2 separate regions of the Homo sapiens genome follow, and region 1 is linked to region 2. Evidence: read pairs that join two places in POLR2A ChIA-PET (ENCODE). Cell type or tissue: MCF 10A. All regions are shown on one strand. Each heading gives the region's core, and the rest is flanking DNA. Links, peaks and the distances in the headings are about the cores only.

Region 1 (8,347 bases), core at 1,949-6,948, 86 kb before region 2:
TCTTATATCATTTATAGAGATTAAATTTTGCATGCAAAGTGCTTAGCATAGTGTGTGGCACACAGGAAAAAACAGATATGGATAGCGATTTTATTATCTTTGAGGCGGTTAGAACAGCTCTCCTTATCTATGGGGTTTGGGATGTCAATGTATATGAAATGATATCCACATCCTGTTTGTTACCAACAGAACTTATCATTGCTGCTGCCCGCTGCTTGCACCAGGTACCCACGTCCCAGGTGAAGTGAAGCCAAGGAGGGGAAACGTCAGCTTCTCGGGTCTGTGGACACTGCACATGATGCTGCAGAGGCCACGGCACTGAAGCCTTTAAACCCAACTGTAATCTTCTCTCATACCAGAAAATTTCTTTTTCTGATTTTTAGATTGAGCAGGTGTTACTTTAATGAACTCAAATTATGCATTAAAGTATAAGGAACTGGGTAGAAGCTTCCCAAAATCTCACCACTTGGAGAAAACACTATTACCCTTTCCAGGCTTGTCTCTGTAGGCATACATACAAACATATGCGTGCAATTTCACAAAAAGAGCTATCATGCTTTTGTTTTTGTACTTAAAATAATCTTTCTGTTTCATTTGCTAGAAATCTCCATGGTGATTCTTAGTCAGTGCTCTAACCTTAAACCACCGTATTCTGTGTACATACAAAGTAGTGGTAAAATGTGGCAACCGAAAGAAAATATTAACATCGACCTGTAAATAGCGGCTTAGTTCAAAAACCGAGGTGAGCTGTGAGGTTCAAGTGGATTTTAAAAACAAGTGAAAATCAGAGGGCTTTGTTTTTTCTTATGAAAATATTGGACAGAATGAGGACGGGGGCCCAGTATGTGTTGTGTGGCACACCCCATTCCCTAAATGGCTATTACTTGTGGAATGTGAAACTTGTGAAATTGAACATTTAATAAAATGAGAACTCGCCTGTAACGTCAGTATATTTTCAGGGTTTAAAAATCTTATTTTATCTAGATCTCAACTCTTTCAGTCTTGGCATCAAAAAGTTATTTTTTGAGCACTAAGCAAATATGAAAAAGATGGGTCTGGACTGAGTCTTGCTTTTCCCTGCCAGGGTAAGGGTTCATTCCAGAGGCCAGGCATGTGTGAGTCCTCATCGTCTGCATGCCACCCTGTCCCTGGATAAGCCAGTGGTCTACAGACCTAAACCACTGAGGCCCCACCCCAGGGGACACTTAAGGGACCTTTATCCGGAAGTCTGACCTCATCACTTCTGAGATTCATTTCCACCCTGCCAGAAGCAATAAGAACGGATGAGAAGATGTTCACATACCAGTAATATTTTTACCCATTTTTATATTCTTCTTCTTATGGCTACTGCTTAGAAAATCAAGAGTATTTTGCTGCTCCAATCCCAGATAATGAAAATACAGTTATAGTGAAAGCTTCTGTATTAGGTAAACTTCTGCTGATTTAAAGAGATTATGCTCCCAATTTTCAAACTTAGTAAAGAGTTTATAAAACTGGATTTACTCTAAAGGGGTCTGAATAATCTGCTATAACCTGATCATTTTTGCATATTACAAGAAGCTTTAGTTAGGGGTTGGGGGAGATATGGGGGAGTTGAAGACCAGACTGTAGGGGCAGGGGGAAGAGGCACAGCTAGGGAAGACCCTATGGGAGAAGGGGAAGTGAAGCCAGCCAACACCGAATCTAGGCACTGACAATCCCAGCAAAGAGGCAGGCAGGACAGACAACCCAGCCACAGCAAGACCAGCAGGAAGACCAAAGTGTTGACTCAGGCTGGCCACCAAGGAAAAAGGTCAAAAAGGCAAGTTCATAAAAAAAGGGTCTGGGTCTTCAGACCAGATAAAATCCTGTTTACCAAGCCAGGAACAAAAAGCCATTGAGGAAAACAGCTGATGGGTCCCATTGACAGAGCCACCTAATCCAACTCAATAATATCATGACAGGGCAGGGGGCTATGGAGTGCTTCACCTTGCCCCTCCCTACCTGGGAGAAAAAGGAAGTCACTGGTGAGGACACCTACCAGGACCTTCGGCACCATTCTTCTTTTCCCCCTCTATTGTCCCTCCTAGGCAGGTAACTGACCCCTCTAAAAATGTTTTCTCTACAAGAAAACTTACAATGGTGAGTCATCATTACATTAATAAATAAACTTTAGATAATAGCCATATCACTCTCTCTAGGCTATTAACAGTAAAAACACCACAGAAAATGTCTAAGGAAATGGTTCTCTTTATATTCATGGCCTTTAGAACAGTGGCTCTCCAATGTGAACTCCAGACTGACAGCATCAGCATCATGTGGGAGCTTGTGAGAAATGCACATGCTCAGCTCCCACCCCAGACCCACTGAATCAGACACTCTGGGGCCTGGGCCCAGCAATCTGTGTTTTAATAAGCCTCCAGGTACTTTCGATGCAAGCTAAAGTTTGAGAATACTGGCTCAGTGAAAGAACCTGGGATGGAAGCCAGAAGACCTAATTCAGATTCCAGCTCTGGATTCCATGGTCTAATTCAGTGAAATTTAATGAATAGTCATGATGTGCCTCTGTGCATTGAGGCTAATACAAGAATGTGAGGATACTGAGACGAGTTAGACACGGTCCTTATCCCCAGAGAGAACATAATCCTCTATATTCCTTTGCTCCTCTAGAATAGAGGCTATTTTTGTTGTTGTTGTTCTTGTTTTGTTTCATATTTGTATTTCTACCACCTGCAGCATCACAGGCATTCAATAAACAGGTGGTGGATCAAGTGGTAGAACCATTCCACGACTGTGATAAATACTGCTGTACCACTCATCAATAATTTTAATGTTACTGCAGTACAGTTAACAGCAGCCACCCTTGATTTAATGTTTATCGCATGTCAGTGTCAAGTGTTCATCATACATCAGCTCATTCAATCATTTTAGGCATCCTGTGCTGTAAGCGGTATTTTTAGTCCCACCCTGCACATGAGAAACTGAGGCTCAAAATATTAAGTAATTCATCCACTGTCACACAGCTAGAAAGTGGCAGCGTCAGTGTTGAATCCAGAAATATCTTCTTCCAAAGTTCATGCTCATGAATGTGGGGGTGGTCTAAACATACTTTGGGGCTGATTTGTTTGGATCTGTGTCCCCACCCAAATCTCATGTCTAATTGTCATCCCCAGTGTCGGAGTGGCCTGGTGGGAGGTGACTGGATCATGAGGGTGGATTTTCAGGGTTTAGCACTATCCCCCTTGGTGCTGTCATGGCGACAGTGAGTTCCTGTGAGATCTGGTTGTTTAAAAGTGTGTGGTACCTCCCCCAATCCCTCTTGTTCCTGCTCTGGCCACGTAAGATGCGCCTGCTTCCTCTCTGCCTTCCACCATGATTGAAAGTTTCCTGAAGCCTCCCCAGAAGCTGAGTAGATGCCTCTATCATGCTTCCTATACAGCCTGTGGAATTTTTTAAATTACCCAGTCTCGGGTATTTCTTTATAGCAATGCAGGAATGGACTAATACAGGAGTAAATTTCCCCAAAGCCTCTAAGGTTGGGGGTTCATTATCTTCTCACCGTGTATTTACAACTGCATTTTGTAGGCATCACCTTAAGTGGTCAAAGACTAAGAAAACAACCAAGTACAGGGAGAGCTAGAGTGCTTGTATCTACACTTTAAGATTTCACAGGCCAGAAAGAACATTCTTGAAGTGACAGATAGAGGGTTGCCAACTTCTTATTTTGCCAAGCACAACCCCTTCCCAAGTACTGATCAACAATCCCCATCATTTCCTAGAAGGAAAAAAAATGATGTCAAAAAAGTACAAGGGACATACGGTTAGAATAAAGGGTAATTGCATTGCATGTATTTTCTTATATACAATGATCAATTTGTTCTAGTTTGCTCACTTTTCAGTAGATTAGCATTCGGTTTTCATTGAGCTCAAGAAAGTAAACAGTGTTAGGGAAACTATACTAAAGGATTATTCTGCCCCTTAAGTCAGACAAAACTGCTTACAGGAAAAACAAAAGTGGACTCACAGGCCAGGCCAGGGCAGCCTTGAGGTGGTATTGGCAGGGCCTCAAGTGGAGTATCCCAACCCAGTTAGGCTGGAGAGAACAGGACAGATGTGAGTCTAGCCCCAAAGCCCGAAGGCATGGGGAGGCCGGGTGTGGCTATCACACTGTGGGCCAGCATCGATGCCAAGGCAAATGAAAATGAGGTGCAAACAGGAGAAGCTGCCAGAGGTCTGAAGTCAGTCTCAGGCTCCAATGCCTGGGCAGCAACAGCCACTGATTCAACAATGGCTCCTTCTCCCTGTCATCTGGGCTATCATCATGCTTTTCTGCTTCCTCCTTGTTAGAAGTTAAACATCAATTTCACATATGTCATCTACTGTTTCTTGTGAATGATTCGTGTCCAGGAGAGATCTGTTCTGCTTGTTGGAGGCTGTAAGTAAGATAAAAGAAAAAGGGGACTTATATCACAAGCAAAGATCTTACCTTACTAGGAGGTGGTCCATGGTCATCCAAGTAAGTGGAATTTCCTAGAAAATAAAGGAAAAAGTTGATGAATCCGTTTTTTAAATCCCAAATGAATTTAGTGCAAAGTTATTGAAGATAAGCATTCTAGTTATACAGTATTTCTGCTCAGACAACAGTACCAAAGAAAAATGGGGAATTAATCACTGGTTTGACTGGATTTTGCTGATATTACTATGTTTGATTAATAGTTTCAGCTGTTACAAACATTCTACATACATGGTTATGTATGCACACAAACATACATAACACACACAGTAACACGCACCATTATTCTCACCCATTATCTGCTGAGTTTAGCTTAGACCATTGGTACTCAAATGTTATTGTACTTCAGAATTACCCGCAGGGCTTGTTGAAACAAGACTGCCCAGCCCCAGTCTGAGAACCTGCATTTCTAACCAGTTCCCAAGAGATACTGATGCTGCCGGTCCTGAACCCCATACTCTCTTTCTCCAATTTGTCTTAAAATTGTCTGTTTCTCTTCTCTCTTCAGGCTAGCTTGCTTCCGGAGCTTGATTTGTCTTCACTAATAGCCATTTACTGGCATGTGTGTATTCAGAGTGCACGGCTATTGTTTCCTGATGAATAAAAGACTCAGAGGGATTTGGAAGGGAATTAAAGTTTACTGACTTCCTTTCAGTAGCAGCTACTCTGCTAAGTGCTTTACAGGTATTTATCTATTTAATGCAAATACCAGAGATGGATTAGAAGTGTCCCCTTTTAACAGAGGAGAGAACAGAGGCCTGGAGAAACTCAGTAACCTATGCACAGTCACACAGCTGGTAAACTGCAGAGAGGAGAGAAGACTGGTTTTTCCAGAGCATGTTCAGGCATCTACCCATCTGAAAAGCCTACCTAGAGTCCTTCCTGCCATCTCAGGCTTCTGTGTGAGGCAGGCACTGTAAACATTACCATCTGGAGACATCTGATCACCTGGGGAGCCAAAGATGCAATCAGTATAATCGAAGGCGCCTATCCAAGAGGGGTAACTCTTGTGAGTCTAGGGAAAATCATCTCACCAGAAAAGTAAAAATGACCAAACAAGCTAATGGAATGAAATGTAGAAAATCATGGAACGGAACTGCAAGAATACCTCTAGAGAACAGTAGATGATTGGGGGATAAGGTCAGTGTCTTAGTCTGAGTGGATGAAAGGTGCTTTTGACAGCAGAGAGCAAAAATGACTTAAGAAACTGGACTAAGAAGGGGGAAGCAGGGCTTAAGCCAGGGACAGTTGAACTGGGGAAATGTATCCAAACATAATAAATAAGCGGGTTCTGGCTTATAGGTTTTTCCATACTGAGTCATCATCCTTCCCCTTTTCTTTGTCATCTTCTGATTTATAGCCCACTTGGTGTTCACAGTGGCCATTTGTATATAGTAAAGGAACATCAGGGTCCAGTTTTAGTGTATAAGACACTTAAACACAAACACCCAGCATGCCCATGATTGGGCTATTTTAGGACCCTTTTAAATGTGAACATGATGAACAATTTGTTAGACCTTAATTAATGTACTTCTGAACTCCACTGAGAGCGTGCATGAATAGGATGTAAGATCTATGTTGGATTTAGTAAAGAGGTTATATGAGTCAAAGAATTCAGAAAAATAGCTGCCTGTGCCTAGAGAACTATTTAGAAATATTCTACCACCGTGCAGCTGGTGCGGCTGCCTGGAGCTCCCATCTGCTCAGCATGGGAATATGCCTTCCCCAGGGGAAGCGTGAGAAATCCCAGCACACACCAGCATGTTCTCCAGGAATCAATCTCAAGGATCGAAGACAGCCTCAACAACTAAATATTTCTAAAATACTAAATTTTCCATAAGAACTGAAGTTCCTAAAAACTCCTAAAAAAGAACGATTTAAATGCCTGATTCCTACCTCAAACTCCAGGCTCGGGTACCTACTAACTCCTTGGCACCTCAGCTTGGATGTCTAAAGGCATCTCACACTTCCCCTGTCCAAAACAGAACCCTATTTGCTCCAATTCCATCCTGCAAATTTCTGCCTCCACTGTCTTCCTTATTGGGTTATACAATATATCCCTTCCTCCAAACGTGTCCCATTTTTCAGGCCAAAGCCCAAGAGTCATTCTTGATCCATGTTTTTCCCCTATGCTATAGGTACCAACCCAAAGACAAGTCCTATTGGCTTGGCTTTCAAAATATAACTCAAATCTGACCACTTCTCACCAGTCCCTCTGGGCCATATGAGAGATGCCTTGTGTCTCTATCACCAATTTCCTCTCCTACTCATATAGCAACCAGAGAGATCGTTCAGCCTTATCTACTAGATCATGGTAGCCCTCTGCTTAAACTCAATTTCTCTACACACAAAAGAGTCAGCTCCTCGCCATGGTCTGTAAGGCCCTGCATCACCCAGGCCCCACCTCCCCCTCCATGCACCACTAGCCACCACAGCCTTCTCTGTGGTTCAGAGCACTCCAGCCTCTTGTCAATGAGGGGCCTTTTGAACTGGCTCTATCCTCTTCCAGAAAAGCTCTTCCCCACCCTCTTCATTCAGTCTCTATTCAAATGGAACTTCTTTATAGATGCCCACTCTGAATACCCTGTCTAAAATAGCACACTCATTTACTTGTTTACCGTCTTTCTCTTTCAGCTAGTGTACAAGCTTTATGAGAACAGGGACTTGTGTGACCTGTTCATTGCTTCAGTTCCTAGAACAGAGCCTGGAAAATAGCAGGTACTCAGTATTCACTTAATGAACGAAATACCACATTAACTAACTCTTTATACCAAAATCTTAGCAATGGCTTGTAAGAAGGAACTATTACTAGTACATTAGCCCAGTTTGCTCCTTAGCCAAAGGGTCTGCAATTTTTTTTTTTTTTTTTTGAGACGGTGTCTCACTTTGTTGCCCAGGCTGGAGTGCAGTGGTGCAATCTTGGCTCACTGCAACCTCCGTCTCCCGGGTTCAAGCGATTCTCCTGCCTCAGCCTCCCGAGCAGCTGGGATTACAGGCATGCACCACCACACCTGGTTAATTTTTTGTATTTTTAGTAGAGACAGGGTTTCTCCATGTTGGCCAGGCTGGTCTTGAACTCCTGACCTCAAGTGATCTGCCCGCCTCGGGCTCCCAAAGTGCTGGGATTACAGGCGTGAGCCACTGCGCCTGGCCCAGTGTTTTTAATAAGTGAACAGAAGCACTAATCATGGAGTTTGGGGGAAAAGACCTATTTTAGAGGACACACATTGTGCAGAAGTCCATCTCATAATTTATCCCCTTATAACTCAATGCCATGACTTAGCTATCTGTATGATACTGGGTCATTTTCTTAATTTCTCCGTATCTATCTCTTTTTGTGTAAATGAAGAGAATGATGGTATCCAGGTCATAGACATGGTCTGGGATTAAGTGGAATAATGCATACAGAGCACCCAAGTCAGGATTAAGCACCAAGTAAGCCCTTGATAAAAGTTAAATATTGTGACTGTTGTTACTGTCATTTCTATTCAACCTCAGTGGAAACAGGAAGTCCAGTCTGTTAAGCTTTTACATGGATGTGTAGAATACTCAATGTTTCCATAAGAACTGAAGTTCCTAAAAACTCCTAAAAAGAATGATTTAAATGCCTGATTGCTTCCTCAAACTCCAAGCTCGGGTACCTACTAACTCCTTAGCACCTCAGCTTGGATGTCTAACGGCATCTCACACTTCCTTCTAGACAATCCTTCTCACTACCTTCCACCTGGTATTGGTCTAAGTCCTATGGCATACCTTTGACTCAACAGTTAAAACCTTTGTTAGTTCTAAGTGAGAAATACTAAAATAAGAGAACAGTGTATCACAGCAAAATGGTCAATTCTATCTCTTTTCTAT
Region 2 (8,347 bases), core at 1,915-6,914:
GAAATCCTCACCATTTTATTGTCATTTTCACTTATAATCAAATGACCTTTTACGATACTGAGTTTTAAAGACAGAATTTTTCTCCCCTTTTTATGTCATGCCTTTTCTACATACCTTTTAGAAGAAGAACAAAACAAAAACACAAAAACTTCCACTAATTTTCCAACATCTCAGGCTTTTTCCAGTTGACCTTGGATAGTTGATCATGGAATCAAAACTGCAGGCAGATTATTCATTTCCTATTCTTTTTCAAATTAACATGATTTGTGAACATTTCTACACAACGTAACAAACAGTGAAATATTTCTCGTTCAGAATCCCTTGAGGACATTTACATAAACAACCAAATTGCATAATGACTTGGGGATACTGAAGAATATCCTTCAAATGTGAAATTGGAAATAAACAAAACTATATGGGAAGAAAAATGTGAAGCCCTTAGCTATACGAAATGGTCTACTTTATGTACATGTGCATATCAACCCTCAGATACAGGATTTTCATCACGTGAAACTCAAAAATATAAATATGCAAACATAGAGGGACAGCACACTGGAAAAATACTATATGTGAAAATTAGAATTTTATATAGTTTGCAAGTATATTTTCATTTTATGAACCATATCCATATATACATGGTTTATATACTGGAAAAATATTATATGCAAAAATTAGAATTTTATATATTTTGCCAGTATATTTTCATTTTATGAACCATATAGATGGTTCATAAAATGAAGTATATATATATTTATATATATATTTACATATAAAAATAGTAAGCACACCGAAAAAGTGCTTAGTAATTACAATTTCATGTTTCCCATTAAATATTGATTTTATGAATCTGAACTCTGATTTCAAAATAATATGAAATCACATTTCCAGTATATGATATTCTCACATAAACCTTAAAGACAAATGTTTTTAATACTCATTGGAAAACAAATGATAAAATTCCAGCTTGACTTCTCCCCCCTGAAACACACTTCCAGAAAGCCTTGCCTGTTTAGGGAGGAAATGTAAGGATGGCACGTACATGGTGCAGGCTGTTTACATGGGACACTTATTAATTAAGCCTTGTAAACACGCAGAGGAGCACCAGACCACTTCACCCTTGCATGTGGCACTGCAGTCACCAAGGGTGGCCTTACAGCAGGTGGAATAAGAGGGGCCCATGACCCCCCCTCACACACACACAGTGCAGACAGACAACAGGGGATATGGAGCTGAGTGGGGGAGGGGAACATTTAGAGGGCATCATCTTGCTGGGAGGGTTTATAAACACAATCAGCTGTAAACTCCCGAATGTGAAGAGAAGGACCATTTCCCTCTCTCTATCTCTGAGATGAGAGCATTCTACATTGGCCACTCCATCTGACTCCTGATACGACAATGACTCAGAGATTCATACAAGCCACGTCCTGAGTTGCAAGAGTTTTTCAAAAGGAGGCCAGTTGCCCTGTCTTCAGTTCCTGCATTTCCCTCATTTCTTTTATTTATTCACTTAACAAACATTTACGGGGTCCTTATGTGCCAGGTCATTGTAGGCCTTGAGGATACAGTGGAGACAAACCCCAGACATATTCTCTGGCCGCACGAAGTGCATAATCAAGCCAGGGAGATGATGGAGTGCTAGGAAAGAGTTTCACAAGGCAACTCAGGGAAGACTCTCCTGAGATCTGAAGGACAAGTTGGGGTTAAGTAATGTCAGACTATCCCAGGTGAATCCCGCATGTGCAAAGGTCCTGCAGCAGGACGTAGCAGGGGAAAATCAAGAAGGCCTGTGTGGCCAGAGCCAGAACAAAGTGAGGAATGATGGAGAAGCAAGAGGAGCAGGTAGGGCCTCCTCAGCCACACTGAAGGAGTTCTGGGAGTCAGGGAAAACCTCTGAGGGTTTGGGGGCAGTGTGGGAGAGTTGTGGGGGCTGGGAGGCTTTATCTGATTTACATTTTGGAAATTTTATTCTGGCTCCAGAGGAGAGAACATTCAGCATGAAATCTGAGTTGATATAGGTAAGCTAGTTAGAAGACTACTACAGAAACCTACGGGAGATAATTTTGTGGCTTCTATAATGGTGTTAATAGAGGAGTTGGACAGAAGTAATAACACTTAAGAGGTGTTTAAGAAGTAAAGTCATCAGGACTAATGATAGATTATGTATAAATTTCTGTTAGGGTTGATGCCCAAAATGAATATGGACTCTGGCCAACATGGAGGAGAACCAGGTCTCTAGAATATCCCAGGAATGGTAAGAACCGAGAATCAAGATCTTGTAATTCAGTTTGATACCATGCCTAAGGTTTCTTTCTTCCTTTTCCAAGAAGGAGAGTAGAAATGGATTGAGAGAGAGGGGAAGGAGAATTACTCTTGATTCTAGGGAGATTCTATGGATCTACAAAGTACCAGGCTTCTTTGGCAGAAAATACTATAATCTGAAAAGTCAGCAATTGCAACAGTATCATCTTATTCCACAGACTCTAAAATCAGAACTCCAGCCCCTGCCACAGGATTTATTAGGAAGACACACTCTCTAACGATAATAAAAATGATGATAATAATAAAAATGTTCATACCATCACCATCATCAATAATATAAAATAATTACCATTTATTCAGAGCCTTGTAGAAGACAATCTAACAGGCATGTTTAATCCTTACAAAACAATGAAGCTCAGAGATATTGAATCAAAATCTGTGCTAGCAAGGGGACCAAAATAGCCTCCTTCTGGGTCTACCGTTCTGCTCAAAGCTCTAAGACCCCTTTCACGATTTCAGTTCTAAAATTGTTCTTGCCTATTTGGGTGAAGGGATATGTTTACTCCTGAGAACACCTTGGTCTCTTTGAATTTCTTCATGCTTCCCAAGCATAAAACCTGGGACAATATATTAGCATTTCCTCCCACCCTGGCCCTCAATTCTCGTCACTTACAAATCTGGCTGTAGTTAAGAGCCAAGAGAGTGTATATAAAATTCTCCATATAGAGGGAAACAGCATGAGAGAGAGAGAAAATGAAATCAATGTGTGACTTAAAGTGATCTCTGAAGCCCTTAGCCCTTAATTTTGAATTGAGTTGCTGCAGATAATCTTTCCTACCCATACTTTTATGCCCAGATCCATCAAAGTCTTGCTCCATTGAGCCTTAAATAAACTTACATATACATTGTGTTCTCACAAGTGAAAAATTAAAATGACAAAAAGATAATTTCAAAAATATGGCAGATGGTTTATTCTTGATTTGCTGATTTATTATATTCTATCTAAACTTTCAAAGTAATTCATCTTTGTAAGAACTACGATTCCTTGGGGTTGGGGGGAAGCATTGTGATGATGCCTTAGGTTAGCTTCCCTAGAAGCAGAGTCTGGGATAGGGATTTGGATGCAGTTCTCCAGAGAAGCAGCAGCTATGAGCCTTAGCAATGTACACTCAACAAGCGCTGGGCAATGGGAGCATTTGCCCCGCATGGGGACTTGGGCAGGATGTCAACAACATGCACTACAGGCTGTTTTCACAATGTGAAGTTGCTTACATGGAAAACTTTTCAGTATATTAAGGGTCTGTGAGGTATTATGCACCCTCTCCCTTTACAGATGAGAAAACTGAAATTTAAGAGTGACAGAATCACTCATGCAAAGCCAGAGAAACAATTAGCAGAACCAGTACTTTAACCCAAATCTTCAAACTTCAACTTCCATCTATTTGACCTGACAGACAGAGTCAACCTGACAACCTGGAAACTTTCCCAAGAAAAAATACCTAGAAATGTTGGATAAAATATAATAAACATCATATTACAAGCTTGGTTGGGCTCAGAGAGAGAATGAGATATGCCGGGGCCAAAAAGAAAGGGGAGAGTGACTGCTAAGCACGTGCTGATGCTCAGGAAGCCCCAGGAGGATGAGGGTGAGAAACCAGGAGCTTGGAAGTTGATGGCCAAAGAGGGTTGAGGGTTTAATCTTGGCTGCAAAAAGTGGAGTGGAATGAGAAGCAAGTACCTCCTGTAAAACAGAGACCTTCACACATCTACCACACCCTGTGCAAGGATGCTGGCCTCATTATGGGCTCTGGGTAGAAAAAGAAAGAAAGAAAAAAGAAAAATCCTCCCAGAAAATTCATAATTGGAAGCTCACTGCCATTTGGGTTGTGAAAATCTACCCTACCATCTAGTCTAGGAACCCTCATTATAAGAGATTAACATAAGTGGTCTCAGATCAAAGATGTCCTGGAGCACTTGTCAGAAGTAAACACTAAAACAACTCTGTAGAGAAACACCCTTAACAAGACCCCATGAAATCCCACAGATGAAGTACACTGAAATCAAATCAAAGCTATAAAATTAAATTAAATCAAAGCTATAAAATACCTCTGGGGGAAAAATCCCCCAGGAATGCATCAATAGACACAATACACAGCAAAACTAGATCCTCATGTTCTCAAAACCCAAATGTTCTTTCTACTATTTAACTTCCAAGAGACTAAGCTGATGAGGCAGCTTCACTCCTGATCAACCTCACTGATGGAGTTGCAAGCTATGCTCCAGTTCATTAACTTCAAAGATCTATTCAGCTTGTCAAAAAAGTTGCTCTTTGAATTTGATTTTAAGAGAAAAGTGGAAGCTCCTCTAATTCCTAAAAATAGAAGAATTTACCAATATCTTTCTTAGATAATTTAAATATAGATGCAGCCAGAGGCAAGCAAGTGGAATAGTTTTCTTCTTGAATTCCCTCAGGGTTTTAAGATTCCATGAGGATTCCTCCAGAGCCACGTGTCTCCAAAAGCTTTCCAAAAAAAAAAAAAAAAAAAATCTGATCTGAAAATGTTATGTAATCATTGGCTATAATCAAAAAGAGGGTGGGTGAGGAGGCTGCATTCTGTGCCAACCAAAACAGTAACTATGCAAGAAAAACCCTACCCCTTTTTTTTTGGCAATCCCTCGAATTGTGAATCAGAGATGATACAAATATACCTTGCAAAAATCTAAAGTGGCCCATTATAAGCAACTATATAATCATTCCTGGTAACCAGTAACGCAGGTCACAGATGATAGCCCAAACTCTCATACCATAAGACAAGGACACTTTCCAACTCAAACTCAAAGCCAGATTCTTAAATAAATAAGGGGAAGGAAGTTCTTTTCCTGCATAAAAAGATTATTTGACTGATTTTCAATGCTCTGCTCTAATTAAGGACAAAAGATGGGGGAGGAAGAAAGATGAAGTAAAAATGTGAAGTAAGGGAAAGAAGGGAACCTTCAGTTCTGACTATGATACAGGCCCTGTGTTCGGTAATTTGCAAACAGTATTTCAGTGAATCCTCACAAAATCCTTATGAGGCTGGCTTCTGAACCAGACTTACAGATTTAAAAACCCAGTGAGGGTCAGTAACTGCCCATAGAGCACCACTGAGGAAGAGCCTTATCCATGTTTTTCTGATGCCAAAGCCCAGCATTTTTATTAGACTCTGTTCATAAAATCCATATTCAAATTAAAGACTCATGGAAGCTAGGAAAGTAAAGAATCTTCCTCATCAGGATGCAGACAGCTCTCGTATTCACCTTAGGGTTTGCAATTTTAATGTCAACTATTTTTATAATGGTACCTGACAAATTTAATAGCATTGATATTTATTAAAACACAAGAGAGAGAAAGAGGGCGAGAGGGAGTGAGAGAGAGAGTTCCTCTGATACCTCCTTCTAATTCTACTTCCCCATACAGGCCAAGATTAAGATTCAAAATATTTCGCAATGAACATCACCACCAATCAAAAGGATGCCAGCAATATTTTGCATATAGGTAAAATAAAGGATTAAGTACAAGCTTTATCAGCTTCTAGGTACTTTCTGATAAAGAATGAGTATACAAATAGGAATTGCAGGAAGAGAGAGATAAGAAATTGGCAAGAAAAAAAGAGAAAAAGGGAAGGAGGGAGGGAACGGGGTTGGAAAAGAAAAGGAGTGATGGGGACCTAAGTGCAGATAAAAAAGGCAAACTAGAACACTCTTTTTCTTAAATGGTTTAAGTAGGGAGGGATGCAAATACATTCCCTGAACAAGAAGGGACCCCTGAGAGTAGAGTTTTACCACTCAGTTGCCGGGAACCACCAACTTCGCCCACCTTATCAATGCTTCCAGCTAGTATCTATTAACTGACCACTTTGGGCCAAAAACCTTGCTACAATGATTGACAGACACAAAGGAAAGCACACAGTTGCCTTGGCCATCAGGGAGCTGAGCGTCAATCTGTGGAGATAACAACTTGTAAGCAAATAACTCCCCCATCCCACGCCTCAGAGAAGTCTTCTAGTGTGCGACCACGCTAAATTACTACCTTAACCTGGGATGCCTGCCCACCTTCCCTCTATTATCCAAACCTACGTAAATTTTAAAGCCTTTATTTAAATCCTATCTCCTGGCCGGATGCGGTGGCTCATGCCTGTAATCCCAGCACTTTGGGAGGCCAAGGCAGGTGAATCACCTGAGGTCAGGAGTTCGAGACCAGCCTGGCTGACATGGCAAAACCCCGTCTGTACGAAAAATACAAAAATTAGCCGGGCATGGTGGTGCATGCCTGTAGTCCCAGCTACTTGGGAAGCCAACGCAGGAGAATCGCTTGAACCCGAGAGGCAGAGGTTGCAGCGAGCCGAGCTCGCACCACTGCACTCCAGCCTGGGTGACAGAGCGAGACTCCATCTCAAATAAATAAATAAATAAATAAATAAATAAATAAATCCTATCTCCTCCTGCATTGCTTTTCCTGACCACTCCAAGCCTCATTCATTTCCCTCTCCTCTGTCATCCTAACACTAAAGAGTAACAAATGTTTATGAGCACTGACTCTGGGCTAAGCACCTTCGGCAGTGTTTGGCCCTGGTGAGCATCCCTTCTCGAAGCTCTCCCCTTCCCTGGCCCCCATAACATCACTGTCCTGGTTGTCCTCCAGCATCTGTGTCCTTTTGAGGCTCATCACTTAAATATGAGTGGTCCCCAAGGATCCATCCTTGGTCCTAGTTCTCACTTACACTCGCTTCCTAGGCTACTTCATCCCCATCCTCTAATTTACAGGGCAATCATGCTGATGATCCACAGCCTCTATCTCCAGGCCACAGCATGCTCCTGAGAGCGTGATCTGTATCATTTCCTCTGAGAAAACCCAACCCACCTGCACCACAAACTCAGCCTTCCCCAAACACAGCCCGTTAGCCTCCCTCCCATTCCCCACCACTAAGCCCACTCCTCTTCATATATTAGCAAATGGGGAAACAGAACAAATCAATGAAATCTCTTCTTTCTAAAAGTACCCACTCCTCCCCTTGGCTCTGAGGGAAGCTCAAAGCTGAGCTGTGTGGTTAGACTCACCCTGAGTCCACATTCAATCTACCAAGTCCAGGAGATTCTCATTCTCTAATGTCCTGTTCTGCCCTCCATCATGTGCCTGCTCGGTGCAGGCTCTTTTCTTCTCTGGGCTGGATTACTTGTATATCTGCCCCCAGCCTCCACCTCAATCTCTTGCACACCATTCCCCCAACACTGGCTTCCGGGTGAACACTCTCAAATTCAAACCTGACCATGTTGCCCACCTACTTCAAATGGTTTGCCATCCATTAGAATGATGGCCAAACTCCCAACCCCTTAATGGAGTACACTGGTGTGCTCTTTACAAACTTGCCACTGCTTACCTATCTGGCCTCATCATTTGCCACCACTCCTACCCTCCTAGCACCCATCTCTTCATCCCCTAGGCTCTAGACATGTTGAATGGTGTTCTCAAAATCATCACACTGGCCTTCTCACATATTGTTCTTCTTGTCTGAACTGCCTTCCTTCCCTCCTTCCTATGAACAACTCCTCGTTGTCTTTCAAAACTCAATGCAAATATCACCTCCTCTGGGAAGACCTTCACGTTTATTCCAACTACCACCCCTCTACGCTCCCACAACATTCGAAGGATACATTTTCCATCACATACCTTATCACTGTGTACTCTGAACACTCACTTTTCTTACTGTCTTCCCTTCAGAACAGGTGCTTAAAATCATTAAGGCTTTGTATTCCCAATGCATACCACAATGCCTAGCACATAGCAGGTGTTCCATAAAAGCTTGCTGAATAAATCAATAACATATTAGGAATGTTTTTTGACACAGTTCTTTGTTTTTACAATGTATTGACCTTTGGATTTATTTGTAAGAACTAAAGTATATAAAGCAGCATATAAAATAGTGCTTTCTATTATTTTGTTGTTGCTGTTGTTTTGTGGGGTTTGTTTGTTTGCTTGTTTGTTTGGTTTTTGTTCGTTCATTTTTAGAGACAGGGTTTCATTCTGCTGCCCAGGCTAGGGTGCAGTGGT

The links. Peaks named below come from ENCODE experiments on the same cell type or tissue, not always from the same donor. Only the 100,000 strongest peaks of a DNase experiment are listed, where the experiment ranks them.
Region 1: POLR2A ChIA-PET joins it to region 2 with 5 read pairs; 2 of 35 experiments call an interaction of 5 or more read pairs at or near these places.

What each region holds. Positions count from the first base shown.
Region 1 is chr6:148,883,148-148,891,494 of GRCh38, reverse strand. It overlaps UST (uronyl 2-sulfotransferase), which reads right to left. Exons shown (of 8, transcript NM_005715.3): 2 at 4,466-4,509. Among named protein-coding and RNA genes, the nearest start is that of UST-AS1, 77 kb to the left of the region's middle. RefSeq lists a silencer at 6,907-6,956. In MCF 10A, for the core only: no CTCF peak of the experiment used is centred there; a DNase peak (open chromatin) is centred at 4,114.
Region 2 is chr6:148,797,234-148,805,580 of GRCh38, reverse strand. All of the region lies in intron 1 of UST (uronyl 2-sulfotransferase), which reads right to left. Among named protein-coding and RNA genes, the nearest start is that of UST, 54 kb to the right of the region's middle. In MCF 10A, for the core only: no CTCF peak of the experiment used is centred there; a DNase peak (open chromatin) is centred at 4,900.